Regions from separate parts of the Homo sapiens genome. Here region 2 is linked to region 1. A link is an interaction called in ENCODE POLR2A ChIA-PET data of the cell type or tissue named here. Cell type or tissue: B cell. All regions are shown on one strand. Each heading gives the region's core, and the rest is flanking DNA. Links, peaks and the distances in the headings are about the cores only. Region 1 overlaps RAD51B (RAD51 paralog B). Region 2 overlaps RAD51B-AS1 (RAD51B antisense RNA 1).

Evidence for each region. ChIA-PET counts read pairs that join two places held together with the same protein. Peaks named below come from ENCODE experiments on the same cell type or tissue, not always from the same donor. Only the 100,000 strongest peaks of a DNase experiment are listed, where the experiment ranks them.
Region 2: POLR2A ChIA-PET joins it to region 1 with 10 read pairs; 2 of 35 experiments call an interaction of 5 or more read pairs at or near these places.

Annotation. Positions count from the first base shown.
Region 1 is chr14:68,279,803-68,288,324 of GRCh38, forward strand. The region is part of intron 7 of RAD51B (RAD51 paralog B); the gene reads left to right. Among named protein-coding and RNA genes, the nearest start is that of RAD51B-AS1, 400 kb to the right of the region's middle. RefSeq lists enhancers at 144-313, 3,563-3,632, 5,369-5,418, 5,469-5,528, 5,689-5,738. In B cell, for the core only: no CTCF peak of the experiment used is centred there; DNase peaks (open chromatin) are centred at 289, 3,349, 3,899, 5,909 and 1 weaker place; H3K4me3 peaks cover 3,988 bases; H3K27ac peaks cover 8,000 bases.
Region 2 is chr14:68,630,085-68,638,606 of GRCh38, forward strand. It overlaps RAD51B-AS1 (RAD51B antisense RNA 1), which reads right to left. Exons shown (of 4, transcript XR_007064220.1): 4 at 5,684-7,993. It also overlaps a transcript of RAD51B not described here. Among named protein-coding and RNA genes, the nearest start is that of RAD51B-AS1, 51 kb to the right of the region's middle. In B cell, for the core only: no CTCF peak of the experiment used is centred there; a DNase peak (open chromatin) is centred at 3,397; H3K4me3 peaks cover 280 bases.

The DNA of each region.
Region 1 (8,522 bases), core at 152-8,151:
CATTTGAAAACACAGATACTATCATCACGTATATTTAAGACTGGTTCCAGACCCATGCTGCTCTCTGTGCGTTGAAATGAAACTGAGAAGACAAATGCCCAAATGGAATTTTTCCCACCTGTGAACTCCTATTCCAGATCCCAGTGTTGTTTGTGGCTCTTCCACATTTAACCAGCTAACTGCCTGCTCTTATTCTGTTCTTATGTGACAACCAATCTTCTGAAACTCTCGTCATCACATTTCAGCAGAAGTGAAAATATTAGCAGAGTGGTTGGTGGCCAAGACAGAAATAGAACCCAGGAGTCTGTGTCCTTTCCCTTGCCGGACCTACTGGAGCATGGTTCCTCCTGCCTGAAGACTCAGTGTTTCCAACTCTAACAAACAGAATTCTAACAGTTGACTGGTTTCTTCTTGCTACTCAAAATTTGTTTTATACTTAAACATTTTGTACAGTTTTTTCTTTATGAATGATTTTGCATTAAACAAATGGGACTTGGTTAATCTGATATCAGTGAATGCCTTATTCTGAGGAAATTAATCCACAAATATCCGTGGGACCATGAGTTTTCATATTGAGAACCTTTTTATGTGATAGACTAGAGAGCCAGGTAGACCAGGTCTGCGTCTGGTGCTCCCATGTGCCAGCTATTTGATCTCAAAAAATACCTCAACTTCTTGAACCTCAGTTTCCTCATCTTTACAACCAGGATGATAACGTTTACCTCACTGAGTTGTGAGGATAAAATAAGCCAACACAACTCAAGCAATTGGTAGGGGTCTGACACATAGGAAATGCTTAGTGAACGTGAGTTTCCTCTCTTCCTCCTTCACTCCTTTAGAATAGGGTTAGAGATGTAGAAACACATAAAATCTCATGAAATGTGCACCATAGAGAGAGAAGGATAACACAAATGACATAAAAAGTCTTGTACTAAGTTACTTGGTATTGATTCTAAAGTCAGGGTATTATCTAGGGCAAGGTGGCTCACACCTGTAAACCCAGCACTTTGGGAGGCCAAGGCAGGAGGATCACTTGACCCTTGGAGTTTGAGACCAGCCTGGGCTGGGAACATAGGGAAACTCCGTCTCTACAAAAAATAAAACATTGGCCGGGTGTGGTGGTGCATGCCTCTGTTCCCAGCTCCTCTTGTGTCTGAGGTGGGAGGAACGCTTGAGCTCAGGAGTTCAAGGCTGCAGTGAGCCGTGATTGCACTACTGCAGTTTAGTCTGGATGGCAGAGCAAGAGCCTGTCTCAAAAAAAAATGAAAAAAAAAATAGAAGAAAAAGAAGTAAAGTATGAGTATTAAGAAGTGAGAGAAAAGTTAGGGCTAGAATAGTTAGCAAAGATATCATGGAAAAGGTAGGATTTGAACTGGCCCCTCAAAGATGGAAACTTACAGAGTAAAGGAGGCTATTTCAGACTGGGGCATTTGGGGTGGGTAAACCATGAGAAATAGAGAAATTAGAACGAGAATGTTATAAGCCTTGGTTTTCCTATTGGAATAATTGAACGCAATAGAATAATAAGTAAAAGGATAATATTAATATGTGTTAGGCACTGTCTTAAGTGCTTTATATGCTAACTCATTTATCCTTAAATAGGTAAGATTGCTATGCCAATTATACAGTTGAAGAAAGTGAGGCACAGAGACATTAACTAATCTACCTGAGTAGGTGTGGAATAAATAATCTACAACTAGTAGGCAGTGGAGCTGAGCTGGAAGCCCAGGGGATCTGACTCCAGAGTCCACCCTCCTAACCCAGGACAGCTGCTTCAGTCACTTCCCAGCTCCCCTCACTCTGCATTGAGGATCAGCTAAGACCATTCTGTGAACATACCCTGAAAAGTATAAAGTACCATATACGTGTAAAATGACATGGTTATTCTTATTAATGATGTCATATGAGAGGCGACAAATAGCTACCTGAAAATGAGGGAGAAAAACTATGGTCTAGCACCCACATGCAGTTGTACTGGGCAGGTTTAGCCAGTGCACAGCATATATGCCTCACCTTCCTCTCTAGCGACTCTTGAGTCCTGAAAGCCTCACGTTTCCCATTTGGACAGTGTTCCAGGAGGCCATTTCCAAGCCAGTATCAGAGACTAAAAACCTGTTTGGCATCTGGCAGTAGGGCTTGTGCCTCAAGTGTGATCTGCCTTTGGCCAGGACATCCTTTTTTTTTTTTTTTTCTTTTGAGATGGAGTTTTGCTCTTGTTGCCTAGGCTGGAGTGCAATGGCGTGACCTTAGCTCACTGTAACCTCCACCTCCTGGGTTCAAGCGATTCTCCTGCCTCAGCCTCCCCAGTAGCTGGGATTACAGGCACGCACCACAACGCCTGACTAATTTTTTGTAGTTTTAGTAGAGACAGGGTTTCACCATGTTGGCCAGGCTGGTCTTGAACTCCTGATCTCAGGTGGTCCACCTGCCTCGGCCTCCCAAAATGCTGGGATTACAGGCATGAGCCACCATGCCCAGCCTCAGGACATCCTTTTTAACGGGCTTGTACCACATGATTGGGAGTTTGAATGTTAGTAACCATGATAGAAGATCTCCACTCCAAGGGCATCACCGTGGGAGGAAGCCTGCCCCTACTTACCATGTAAATATTTAGCCATTTCAATATATTTGTTCTGGACTTGTTCTTCTTATGTGTGTCTCCTGTGTTGAGTCTGTTTAATTGTAGGTTATTATTGTGTGTCTATATTGATGTCATTTCTTTAAGTACAGACACAGACAGCATTGCTTCAGCTGCCCCCACCCCTCCTTTTAAAAATAACACCTTACACAATATCCCTTCCTTGAGGACATCAAATAAATAACTTTTGTTCAAGAGCATATCTGATGAGGTGGCTAACTTGGAAATTTGTTCCTAGGCAGACCTTGTGACCTCTGTTTCAATACATAGTGAGTGGCCTTTGCTCCCATTTTATGCTACAGATTCACTCTGGAGATAGAATTGGTTGCACCTCTCCAGGCAGTGAGTTTGGAGAGCCCTTGGTGGTTAGGATGCCATTTGTGCTGGTGGCACAGAAATACAAGCAGTAAGCCCAGAGTTGCTTACTCTCCACTGGAGGTTTCTCAGAGGCTGGGGGGGACCCGAGACTCCTCTGCTTCAACTCCGCTCTACTATATGCCACTGGAAGTGTAGCTGAGGCTGAAGGGTATCAATGTTGGTATTTATCAGGTTGGACTCCCCCAAGTGCCCTATTTTCATACCTCCAAGGAGCAAGTGATTCAACAGAACTGTTTTCTTGGCCTCAAATGAGTCTAAGAAGGGGAAATCACTTAATACCAGCCGTCTGTGAGGGACCGATCACAAAGCTGTGTCTTTCTAATCCTCCTTGTAAATCAAAGGGAGGGGAATCCCCAGAGCCCAGGAGTACACATGAATAGAAAGCACCACAGGTAATAAAAACACCTAAAAAGGTCAGCAGAAACTCGGGGAGCTGCTGGAAATTCACCTCCTCTGCCTTTCTATGGGACTCAGTGGGCAGTGATCAGGTAGCAGGCAAGGATACCCAACTACACACCAAAGCAACTTGGCCACAGGACACGTACAGTGCAGCAGAAGGCTGGTAGGATAGTTTCTTCCACATCCATGTGAACCTCAGAGTCATCTGACCATTGGCCTTGTTCTCTTCCAGGTTCTAGCTGGCCAGAGACTTTTTTGGCCTCATACTAACTGCAAAATTGCACACAGTTGGCGAATACACCACTGGAAGCCACTGTGGCTGCATTGTCACAGTTCACCAATTGTGCATGTTATTTCCTGCAGTGGGCCCAAGATCACTGACAGGATGCCGTCGGGGTTGGGCTGAAGGTGGAAACAGCACACTAGCTTGCTGTTTGTGGCCTCTTTACAACTGCCGGCCCCATCTGAGATCCGGAACCAACACGTGCTAACCTCAGCCCATTGGGGCCAGTGGGGCAGCCAGCAGTGGAACCATAGCTCTCCACACCTATGTCTATGGCACGGTAGCTGCCGGCCCACAGTTTCCACTGCATCCCCTTGCATGTGCACCCCAAGAGAAGTAGGCCAAAGAGAAAGCTGCCTTAGGGAGCCACATGGTTATCTTGTGTGTTTACTTTTGCCAAATGGCAGACACAATTCTACTTCAATGCATTTTTCTGAACTCAGTGGTCAAAAGTAGCACGGAAGCACTACTTGCGTCAGCCCCCTCTGTGATTGAGCGAGTGTGTGCTTGTGCAAAGCTGAGGAGATTTTTTTTCACCTCCTCCTTCTGCATTCCCTCAGACTGAGCCACTCTCTTCTTTAGGGGCTCCCCTACTAGGCAGAGTGTTTCTCTAGCTTTGCCTGTGGATTTCACAGTGAAATCTACAGAAGACAGTTTTCCTCAGGGCTGATAATAAGAGGTATGAACTTATTAAGATTGGAAGCATTCTCACCATAAACACAAATTATTTCAAGTTGCTCCTTCATCCCCTTTTCCTTGGCCACTGCCATTGGTTCTGTGTAGGATGGATTTCTTAAGGTTGAAGATAAGCAATGCAAAGGTGGAATTTTGAGTACAGCACTCATCCTAATGTGGGTGAAATATATGAAACATTTATTCTAAGCAGACTGCTACATTAACAGTTGTTATACATTCATTCTCTGCATATCTTTTGTGGACTCAACACTTTTAGGTACAGAGAGGTTAGGAGAATTTCCCAGAATTGCACAGCAGGTTAGTGACAGTGCCAGAAATAAAAGTCTGCCTGACTCCCACACCCATGTTTTCTTCAAGCCAAATTGAAGTTTGGCCTCTTCTCCACAAATATTTCACAAGAAAAATTCCCCACAGCCTTTCAGAATTTCCCAGAAAACAATTGTTGTGCAGTCCTTCAAGATGGAAATGGCAGGCTGGAATATTGAAACCTTATCAGCTTTTATTCTAGAACTGACAGTTGATATTTTCTGAGCTGAAGCTAAGATAAAAGTTTATTTTTGTGTTTTTTTTTTTTAATCGTGGAATGATTTTTGATTTTCCAGAGCATGGCAAAACTAAGCCAGCAAATACTAAAACCACATTTGTTTTTGTGACGCTCAAACTCCGTAACAAATATTGGGTATCTCTATACAAAGCTGGATGTGGACAGGAAGGGTTTGGGATGGGGAGAGGCATGCGTCTGGGAGCGTGGCCTTTCTGGACCTACCCTGTTCTCACTCTCTTCCTTCTGCCTCTTGCCCTCATTGCTTTCCTTATTCTCTTTCTTCCTCTTGTCTCCTTCTCACCTCCAGCTCCTACCACAGCAGACAGGTTGGGGCAGACACCGTCATGGTTGGGGAGCAGGAGGACAGCATGGGGAAAACCACTCCAGGCCTTTCTCTCAAACCTTAGTGATGAAAGGACTCAATGGACCTGAACAATTTCTCACAGGAAAGTTCCGGTCTCTGTCTCCTTAAAAGCAAGGCATTCAGTAACCCTTAACAGAGCCAGGATTAAAACTTGAATTTCTGACTTATCCCAGGCCTCTGTTTGGATAGAAAGGCTAGGTCACTGTCATATATGGCAATTAGGATCACTTCAGATACAAAAGTAACATTTTTAAAGCTGTGCCTTAAGCAGAGAGACCATTTTTAGTACAAAAAGGAAAAAAAGATTAACTGTGCCTTCAGAGCTGATGAAAGGCAGAGCCTCGTCACTTTGAAAGCATTGGATTTAGTGCCAGGCGGGTTGGTGAGTAGACTCAGCACCCACATTCTCTTCTTGCGTCTCTCTCTGGCCACCCAGATTATCCAGGGGCTGCTGTTTACTTGAGAGCTAGAAGTATCAGGACGGACTATCACTGCACCTCGCCATCCTGGCCCAGTTAAAGTGATTTTGAAACTTCCTGATGTGTGTTAGATTGTGGCAGGTTTCTGCCAGGGAGTGGGCGGGAGGAGGAAGCAGGTGTTTTTATGGGCTAGAAATGCCCCTGAGATGCCTGAGGTTGCTTCGTGAATCCTCTAGCCCAGCCTACCCCTTCAACTCTGTTGCACAGAGACATGAGTTCCATGAAAAATTTAGTTTCAAAACTTCCCGTGGGCGCCGGAAATGATAACCACATGTTATCAAGAGCCACTGAAAACCACCAAAAATTTGTCAAAATTCATATAAGATTGCCTCACATACTTGACTTTCATAGAAGCGGAAGCCATTGACCTACTTGATTTATGGTATTTATTAGCAGAGTCTGAAAAGACTTTTATCACAAGATTGATCTTGTTACAGTGTAGCATCTTGACCATCTTTCAGTGTATTTCTGGATATTAGATTTATTTGTTTATTACTTTTATAGGTGGAATTCTCTAGACCATGACATTAAGGCCTGGAGAAGTCACCTGTCAGTAGATCTGAGCTGAGAGTTTCTCTCTCTTCTCCTGTGTCCCATGTTGCCTTAGGAAGGAGAGCAGGCAGGGAAGCCTGCATGCCCTTATCTCATCTGTACTATTGGTCTTAGGTGACTCCAGTTCACTTGGTGGAAAATGGGGATTACAAAATTTGCCTCTCAGCTGCCCCCACAGAAATCTCAGTGATGGCGTTTGTCAGATTCTTGGGTCCTTAAAAAATCTGACTTTTAAATATCGAATAATTATTTTGCTGATCATGAATATCTCTTCTGCTGACCAAACAGGACCAGATATCACATTCCAACCTATTCTATCCCTGGCTGACCACAAACTCCCTCTTCTTTGTCCCCCACCAAAAGTCAGGTAAAATGAGCTGTTTCTATCAAAGGCTGTGTCTTCAGGCCTGGCCATTTCCCACTCAGGTCTCCAGTGCTATCCAATTTTCTCTTCACCTGTACATTCTAGTACTCATGGAAGGCTCCAGTATACAAAATGGCTACTCATGGGGCCCCCTCCCCTTCCACCCCACCAAAGATATTTCTAACCTTCAATGTAGAGTAAGTTAGAATTGACATATACATTGTCCCTTAAAGGCCAGGAACATTAAGCTTGAGCAGAGGGTAGGTGTAGCCTGGGTATAGTCTAGTCATAGCCTAGCTAAAGAAAGATGAGTCAGCTGAAGGCAGAGGGTCTGCATTGGGCACATAGACTGGCAGAGAGTTGGGCTCAGTTGGCTCAATCCTCTGACTAATGACCAGTTAATTCTGCTTATTCTCTCTTAACTCAAGGTATTTGCTGCCTTAAGCTACTTTTTAAATACTTAGTGGAAATAAGTCATCTATTTTCATTAGTGTGTGTGTTGTGTGTGTGTTGGTTGGATTTTCCTGGCCAGGAGCCTCTGCCTTCTGACCAAAATGACATTGATTCCCAGCCTTCTGCCTTAGCAGTTCATCCCATCTTTAACTGGTTCCCCTCTATCTCTTTTCTCTAGCTTATATGCCTTGCTGGCTGTGAAAGGAGGACCTACTGGGTGGTCTATGAATCTATACCCCGTATTTCTTTTTTAAAGATCTTAATTTTTCTCCCTATTTTTCCTTGTGGGAAGGCATTAAAAATGGGACTCAAGGTCTATGTGACACTATATGAGGTGCCATTTCCTATACAGGTGCACCTCTGTAAGCAGCATACAGTTAAGAGGGCAATGCAAAGAAGCTTTGGGAGTAAGCATTCTCTCATATATAAAGTTGAGTTGAGACAGAAGTTACTTTATACAAATATAGGGTTTCTTGTTCCTTCTAATAGGTGGATGGTATTCTTCTTCCTCGAGAGAAGCTGATTAAGTTGGATTCTGTCTATTCCTGGCTTCAGACCTAATCATGACCATTAAAAATATCTATCTTTTCCTTTGTCCAAGAATCCCACTCTGGTCTTGCATTGTAATTGGTGGTGTTGGGGGTGTGTTGCGTGTTTTCAATAAGCCTTATTTTAGGGAAATAGCAAAAATAGCATATGTACTTTCAATTAAATTGTTATTGCTTTTGAACATATTGACAGCAAATATTTGTTATTTGTCAGTAGTGGCCTATATGCTGTATAAAAGGGAATCAGGCATGGGTTTTATAGCTAAACAAGCAAGGTATAAATCAGCAAAGGATAACTAATGACAGTGGTGGGGTAACATTTTCCATAGGCCGGGTACTGTGCTAAGGACTACCTGTGCGTTATCCAGCTGAATCCTCAGAACCATGTGAGCTAAGTATTATCATACCCAGAGAGACTATGAAGCTTGCTCCATGTCACACAGCGAGTAAATGGTAGAGCCCAGGATCTAAGTTCAGGTCTGATTCCAAAGCCCTTGTCCTAAACACTGTGCAAATTGCTCTTACACAAATTTAGTACTGAGCATCAGAAGACTCAGTCTTTCCCATGGAGCAAAGCAGCAGGAAAACCCCATGAAGCGTCAGTTAGAAACCAGACTGTGTTGAGTCTGTTTATAAATTATAATAGTATTTCATGTGTTATTTTAAGAGTATAGTTTTCAAGTCTCTTGATTGCCTCAGAGGAAAATATACCTATAGTCTTCTTCCCAAGTTGTGATGATTGTAATCAATGCTTTGGGAAATGTTTTCATTCTATCCTTTTTGCTGAAAACAGATTTAGAAAACCACAACAATTCAGTAAGATG
Region 2 (8,522 bases), core at 193-8,192, 350 kb after region 1:
TTGGAAAAAGGTTTTTGGTATTCAGGTAGCTTTGAGGAGAGGGAGTCTCTTCTCAGTACAGCCCCTAGGAATGCCGAGTTTGCCAGGACTGTGCTCACAAGCTTAGAGACGTAAGTCACGTTCCATTGCCTGGGTTGCTAAGTGGCAGAGAAATCCTGGGTGTTTGTTTCCAGGCACTCTTGAGCCTCCGGAGGAATTTCTTCAAGCAACACTAACTGTCCTTTCACCACTCTGTTGGCCAGTGAACCCCCTATCTCTGTAGATGACAGCAGCCCGCTCTTTCTCCCCCACTAGTCCCCCTGCAGCAGGTCAGCCTGGAGCCACATCTGGGAAGGTGTGACCTAGAACTTGACCTCCTTCCCTGATGAGTATGCAGAATCTCCCCAGCTATAAAATAGCATGGCCGTCCCTACCCCACCCCCCATGCACCTCCGGACTTGGAGACATTGGAAGGTTTACTTCAGCACATTTGTGATGCGATACTAGCTGCTTGGAGAGAAACCTTCACCAGCAGCCTCATCCTATAGCAGTGCCTGCCCATCTGGGCAGGAGGTGCCAGGGTTTATACTCCCCTGAGCTTCAGAGGGTGGGATCGTTCCAGACAACCTTCGGCCGGTAACTTCTACGGGCACATCCTTTTTTTCGTATGTTCTACATTGACCCATACCACCACCACCATTCCAACCCCTTGAACCAACCCCTGGTTTCAAGCTCTCCCAGGCTGGCAGATGAAGGAACATTTCAAAGCCATCACGTGGTAATACTGCCTGCTGGCCAACAACTCCATTTCAACAGCGTCACCTTTGGACTGTTCAGCAGTGTTTGTGCAAGTATTTGAATATTTTCTGGCATTTTGGCCCTATTATTTTATAATAATAAGTGGAAATGGAAAAATGAAGTGCTGATTCTCATGATAAGAAGGGCAGGTCTCACAGAGCTCATATAATTGAGGCAAAGATGGAAATCATTAGGCACGCTGAAAGTGGGATTATGTAGCCTCAATCAAATGCTCACTGGAGTTAAGCCTGTCAACTATGTGTCCAATTGTTAAAAAAAAATGAATACAATTAGGGAGCATATATGAAATTCTGGACGTATATGGTCAAAGACTGTGTCTAAAAGGCGGGTGTAGTTGGGATATACTGGATTCCCTCAATTCTAAAGCTGCATTGATTTAATAGCAGTTTTCCAGGACTGGGTTGGGAAGACACTGTGAGACCAGAAATCAGGAAAATACAGTGATAATATTGTTTCACTTCCTGGGAACAGAACCGTCCCTCATAACATGCAAGTGTACTGCTTGCCCCTGGCATGGTGGACCAGAGGGTTTTCAGGACAGTATTAGGGTATGGGAGGAGGGAGTGGCCTGGAGATTGATCCCTTGGGGAGTCACTACAGCTCGGAAGCCGGGGACAGGCCTTTAGTTAATGTGCTAGAATGGATGGAACTTGACTCAAGAGAGGCCCTCATGCCACAAGGTTTTGAATCTCCCATGTGCCCGGCATATAGAAAATTTAGGGAGTTAAAAGCAAAGAGTATAAGGTGCACCTTTTCCTCTTTGGGCACTCGTCCCTTTACCACTGTCCCAGCTCTCCCTGGGGGCCATGCTGTCACTGGCAGCCTTTGCACGGTCTGTTCCCTCTGCTGGGAGTGTCTGTCCTACCTCCTTGGCTGCCTGGCCAGCTCTGGCTCACCCTTGAAGACGCCGCTCAGGCTCCTGCCTCCCCAGGCTCCAGTGTCTGTGTGTGCGCTGCGTGCTGGCCATCCACCTCATATTCTTGCTCTGTCCACACTGTATAACCATCACTGGCTGGCCTGGGAGAGTTTGAAGATGAGATTTCTTGTTCATCTTTCGATCCTCTGCATCCCAGGAGCCCTCAGTGAGGGTTTACTGAGTGAAGCAGGCCAGGAAGGAATGCTGCGTTCTCAGGAAGACCTCTTCAGCAAAACACTGTTGACCTTTGCCTTTGCATCATGCGCCAGGCATGACCTAGCACAGCCATTTTAAACCTCTGAGACACCAAGAAACTCTTTCTTTCTTCTCCAGAAGCCAAACCATTTGTTTCTAAATTCCGCTTTCTTTGCCTCCGAGGCCCCCTCATCTGGAGCCTTCTTGCCCATCTAGTGTCTGGAGCTTCACATCCTCCGGGAGGTTCTTTACTGATACTTTCAGTAAGTAAAGCCACTGACTTTTCCTTCAGCTGTGGGGTGCTCGCTGAATTCTTACCACTTCTTCAGGGAAAAACAACCTAGAAGCACTCTCTGATCCAAAGTGTTTCTCAGGGAGAGCGGCCAAGTGAGCACAGGAGCCGCTCGGCCGTCTGGGACTGTGATGTGATGTCTGAACAGCCTCTTTAGAAACACTGCAGCCTTTTCCAGGGATGCCATCCAGACGGGGACATCCCTCACAAGTTGTCTAGGGTCCTGGGGATGGAGGCCGGGAGCTCCGGATCGAGGGATTTAGCCTTATGGGGCCTGGTTGGCCCCGCCAGGCCAGCTGTGAATGAGGAGGGTGTCTGAGCTCTGTTTTGCACCCGTCCACTCACCAACTTATTCTTGACCTAACACACCATGCCCCTGCTGCCCTTGGCTGTGACGATGGGAAGCAACTGTCCAAAAAGCCTGAGGGGAGCCAGCTCCAACAAACCCACCGTTGGCCCACCATGCCCACCCTACTCAGCGCAATGACCAGTGGGTCTTTATGTTTTACAGTCAGGGCCTTGCTCTGTTGCCCAGGCTGGAGTGCAGTGGTACGATCACAGCTCACTGCAGCCTTGACCACCCAGGCTCAAGTGATCCTCCCACCCCAGCCTCCTGAGTAGCTGGTACTGTAAGCACACACCACCATGCCCAGCTAATTTTTTCTTTTTTCTTTTTCTTTTTCTTTTTTTTTTTTTTTTTTTTTTTTTTTTTTTGGAGAGAGGGGTTCTCACCATCTTGCCCAGGCTGGTCTTGAACACATGGGCTCAAGTGATCCTCCTGTCTTGGCCTCCCAAAGTGCTGAAGTGCTGGGATTATAGGCATGAGCCACCACACCCAGCCCTGGGCCTCTTTTTGAGGACACCAATGCCATTGCCTCCTGGCTAAACTGCTCTCCACACAAGTTAGTTCCACAGACTCTCCAGGTCCTTGGGACCCCATGAAACTCTCTGGGGCTGTGCCCAGAGTCCACTTGACAGAAACCTGATTCTTTTCCTGTGAGGCAAACAGCTGTGATCGGGACATGTCTGTCAGGGGATGACTTGGCAGAGCTACAACGCCAAGGCTCGGATGCATATTTTTTATGTGATTTCTTAAAATTCAAGCAGGAGAATACGCCTTCCCCCAAACGGCTGGCTCCCCCACTGCATTCGCATTCCCCCCACGATGTATAACAGGAGTCCGCAGCCCACCCCTGGAGAGGACAAGGCTGTAATTCAGCAAGGCTCCAGTGACATCCTGACCGTGAGAGTGCAGCTGGGGCAGTTTATGAACAGTGCTCTAGTCCCTGGGGGAAGTTAGCTCTGTTCTCCAGCCCACAAGAGTCTATTGTTCGCTTTCTTGTTTTTCTCCAAATGTTTAGATGTGCTCAGAGCACAGAAAAGCCCGAAACCCAGGCCACCAGCCAGGGCGATCCTGAAGCAGGGAAGCCTGTGGGCTGGAGCTCGTGGGGCTACCCCCACCCACACACACCCATTGTTGTTCCTACCTCGCCCTAAGATGTGACCGTCCTGGAGGACAGAGGTAAGGGAGTGGCCTCTTTTTGGCCAGGGCTGTTTGGACAACAGTGGGCTTGGATTGTTCCAGCAAGTGAGGTATGAGACCACAGCTCAGGCTCACTTGGGTGGTAGCCAGAAGCAACTGCCCAAGTTACCTTGGGCCCATCCAAAATGTGCACAGAGAGAGTTTGGCAACTGTCTTCCAGTTGCTTGTCACTGACCAAGACTGCTGAAGTTTGACAGGAATAAGCAAGTTCTGGCCTCCTGTCTGCATCAAGAATCTGGGCTCCAAGGTACAGCCTCTTGAGTTGGACTCCTGCCATCAGCTCTTCCTAACTGTGCAAACTTGGGCAAGTTACTTAGCCTCTCTGAGCCTCAGTTTCCTCCTGGGTAAAATGGCACCTACCTCGTAGAGTTACTGAGGATTCAACAAGGTAATCAAGGTAAGCACTCGCACAGAATGAGCCCTCAATACATACTGGTTATTCTTTGTATTATTACTGTTATCAATGATTACTAGTACACCATCCCAAAGTCACCTCCTCTGCTTAGAGCATCCATTTTTGTACCTAAACCGAATGCCTTCAACAGTCTCCAGTTGTGGGTCAGAGAACAGCTGTGCAAGAACGGCAATGCCAGAGGAATGAAGGATGAAGTGCCTTGTGATGTGGGGAGGAGAGAACGTGCTCAAAAGCCCGTCGCCTTTGCCTCCCACTCCCCTTAGCCCCAGATCCCTTTCTCCAGGGCTCATATTACCTGCCCTCCCCCAGTGGCTGGGATTCTCAGCCTGCCACTGGCTCCACAGTCCCTACAGAGCCACCGAAACCCTCCCACCCCTGCCTGGAAAATGCCTCTCCCCCGTATACCACCTTGGCGGCCACCACTAGTCAGCCAGTAATGGGGTGGGGGTGAGACGGAGGTGGAGCCTCTGGAAATGGTGCTAGATCAAGGGAGAAGGAGATCCAGGACCCCAACTCCGTAGGCCTGGGATGCTGAGTACAGTTTAGAGATTGGGGATTCATTTACACCAGCTTGGGGGGCTTTGGTGTGAAGGGAGATGGACAGAGTATGAGGGAGGAGGAAAAGGTAGAGGGTAGAGGAATGCATCCTGAATCCTAGTCCTTTCTGACTGGGACAGTTCACATCCATAAACGAGGCTCTGGGGCCTGCCTCAAGAAATGGAACTATGATGATCCCCCTTTGGATGCATTAATCCTTTCAAAAATAAGACTCTGGGAGCCTCCGGTGACAGGGCCATATGGTTTCCTTATCTTCCTTATCTTCCAGCACTCACCTTCCATTTGGAATGTTTATCCCAAGATAATGATCAGATTCCACTTAGGGTGATTGAATGGGGGCCTCTGAGTATCCCCCCCTCAATTTCAAATGAATGGGTGATCCGATCCAATAATAGATGAGCCTAACAGTCTCCTGCTAATGGATGGGGCTCCTCAGCCCCATGCCATGCACCCCCAACTTCCTTTTCCTGCAAATATCCACCCCCTTCAACCTGGGCAACTCCACTTTTACCTGCTTTATATAGTGGAGGGTGCTCTGTGTAAAATTTCTAGTGAGCCAAATGGAACTGCTTTAAACTATGTTTAAAAACCAGAGATGTGATGCTAACTCAGCGATTTTCAATAGAAATGTAATGCAAGCCACAAATGCAAGCTACACGTGTCATTTTAAATTTTCTGATAGCCACACATCTGTAAAAATAAACAGATGAAATTAATTTTAAGGATATATTTTATTTGAAATCTAATTTATATCATAGTTATTTAATATAATTAATATATACTATATTTTATTAAACCCCAAAATATTTTAACTTGTTACCAATATAAAAATTATTTGTGAGGTATTTCACCTTCACTTCTTTGTACTTAGTCTTCAATATCCAGAGTATATATTGATTCTGACTAGCCACATTTCAAATGCTCAGTTGCCCCTGGGCTAGTGGCTATTGTATTAGATAGGGCAGATCTAGACAGACCACACTAAGAACCTAGGGCAAGGACAAACTCTGATGGGCATAGTTGAGCTGGCTGCTAGAGAGAGACCCTTTGAGAAGAAGAGCAATTTACAACTTTGCTCTGAGTCTAAGTGGAGATCTAGCCATCATCTTGCTACCTCTCCTTGCCTTTCCCCTCCCAGGGAGGAAAACACATAGGACACAGCATTTTTTTTTTTAAGTGATAGCAGTTTTAATTGCTACTAATTTAATGGCAGTCATTTCACCTGCTAATAAAATTGTCCATTGAGGCCTCCAGCCGTGAGTGCTTTTTTCCATGGACTGTTTAAAAGTGAAGCTAATGCTGATTGTCACCAAACATCCATGTCATGGATCCACTGTACTTTGTCTGAAGAAGGGGAGGCCCGACTGGGGTAGACAGAGTCAGCTTTGGGTGATCACTGCCAGTAGACACCCTCTGATTCCAGAGAACAGGAGACACAATTCAGCCTTTGACAGGACATTCAGATAAGTGTTCACTAGTCAATCGGATACCATATTTAAGGCTGGGCGTGGTGGCTCACACGTGTCATCTCAACACATAGGGAGGCTGAGGTGGGTGGATCATTTGAGGTCAGGAGTTCGAGACCAGCCTGGCCAACATGGTGAAACCACGTCTCTACTAAAAATACAAAAATTAGCTGGGCATGGTGGCAGGCACCTGTAGTCCCGGCTACTCGGAAGGCTGAGGCAGAAGAATCGCTTGAACCCAGGAGGCGGAGGTTGCAGTGAGCGGAGATTGTGCCACTGCACTCCAGCCTGGGCAACAGAGTGAGACTCAGTCTCAAAAAAAAAAAAAAAAAAAAAAATCCATATTTAAATGGCCATTCATGTTCTGGACCAGGCATTGGAAAAGAACAGAGTTTGTGTTCGGAGGTTTGTATATGTGCTTGATGTCTCCCAGTCCTAGTGAGTCTTGAATGAGTTAATAATGTAACAGGTCTCCTGCTGAAGCAGACATGCCCAGCGCCTCCCTGATCTTCAAATCAAGATAAACACATACAAGAGCAGGCTGGGAGGGGAGTCCTCTGGCAAAGCAGGAGGACGGCGGCCCCAAGCAAGCCCTGCATGAGGGAAGGTGGGGAAGTAGATTCCAGGCCTCTTGGGAGAGCCCTTCGTTGACCACCTTGTGGAATAGTTGCTCTCTAGCCCCTGTCTCTGCTTTGATTTTCTTCAGAGCACTTATAATTCTTGACATTCTATTTTGTTTTTATTTGTTGATTGCTGTCCTCAGCTTTGTTTCTTGCTACTTCCCCAGTGCCTAGAAAGAGTGCCCGTCACTCTTAACAAACTTTTTTTTTCAGACAGGGTCTTGCTCCATTGCTCAGGCTAGAGTGCAGTGGTGCAATCATAGCTCACTGCAGCCTCAAACTCCCGGCTTCAAGTGATCCTCCCACCTCAGCCTCCAGAGTAGCTGGGACTATAACCATGGCCATCACACCTGGCTAATTTTTTAATTTTGTGTAGAGATGGGCTCTTGCTATGTTGTCCAGGCTGGTCTTGAACTCCTGGCCTCAAGCGATCCTCCCACTTTAGCCTCTCAAATTTCCGGGATTGCAAGCATGAGCCACCTCACTCGGACTTCGTAAACATTTGCTGACTGAATAAATAGTATGAGGAGTTTGTTCCAGCCATCCTGGGCAGGCCTGAAAGATCTCTGAGCTTAGAAACAGCCAGAGGATGAGAACAAGCTGGTAGGAGAGGCAGAGCGAGATGGTGGTCTTTGTATGTGATTCCCCTAGTAATGGGGAGACGGAGAAGAATTTGCAGAAGTGAGGGAATGTGATTGCAGCACAAAGGCAGCAAGATTATTTTGTCAGCAACATTTGGATCCCATTGGTGATGAGAGACATGTGGGCCCGGCAAGGAGACAATTGTGGTAGTCAAGACAGGATGTGAATAAGACATAAAGAAGCGTTTCATCAGTGGGGATGGAAAAGAACCAGGGCTGTGGCGGCCGAGTTCAGGAGTAGGAAGGGTCGGTCAGGCGTTCATGAGGACCTCTTCACATACACACACACACAAACACACACACTTGCACACACAGGCAGCCTGCTGGGACCATTCATTTAGAGGCCCCCACAGCACATTTTAGCACAACTGCAAACCTCACCTTCTGCCTCAGGCTTTGGTCTTTGTCTTCTCTTTGCTTCTTACCATAGCTGGGAACATTGCCCTGTGAAGGGCAGGGCCCAGAAACTTTGGAGGAGGCAGTTTCTTCAGTCACAGCTTTTCTCCTGGCTAGTTTGCAGAGGTAAGAGGCCTCAAAGTCACAATGTCCCTCGGGAGAGAAAGGAGAGAAGGCCAGTGAAGGAAGGCCTGGAAGAGGAGAGAAATCCTTTTTTGAACTGGGTCAAGGAGGGCAACTGTGAGCTGACATCCTAACTCACACATTCACACATGTGTAGGCCACGTGAAGGGTCTGTAATTGAGACTGGGGGACTGGAGGAGGCGAATGAGCTTCTTATTAGGAGTGGGTGGGGACCTTCTTGGGGATCCAGCTGAAACAGAACTTTATTTTTAAAGAGCTTTAGATTGATGTCCCTGCTAGCCTAAATATAACTGAGCAGCCAGCTTCTTGCGAGCCAGGCCAGGCTTCCAAGCAAGCTCCAAGACCCTCTTTTTAAGAGAGGGAAAAAAAGAGAGAGGGAGAGGAATCCACAGATGGAAAAGGTCACACAGTTAGCCCTCTGAATGTGCTGGGAGGAGGGAGATGGATGAGCTGGTTGTGTACACTCTGCAGTCCCCTGGCCTCACCATCAAGGAAGAAAGATCAAGGGTTGCTGGGTGATGGGGGAGGGGAGCTGGCA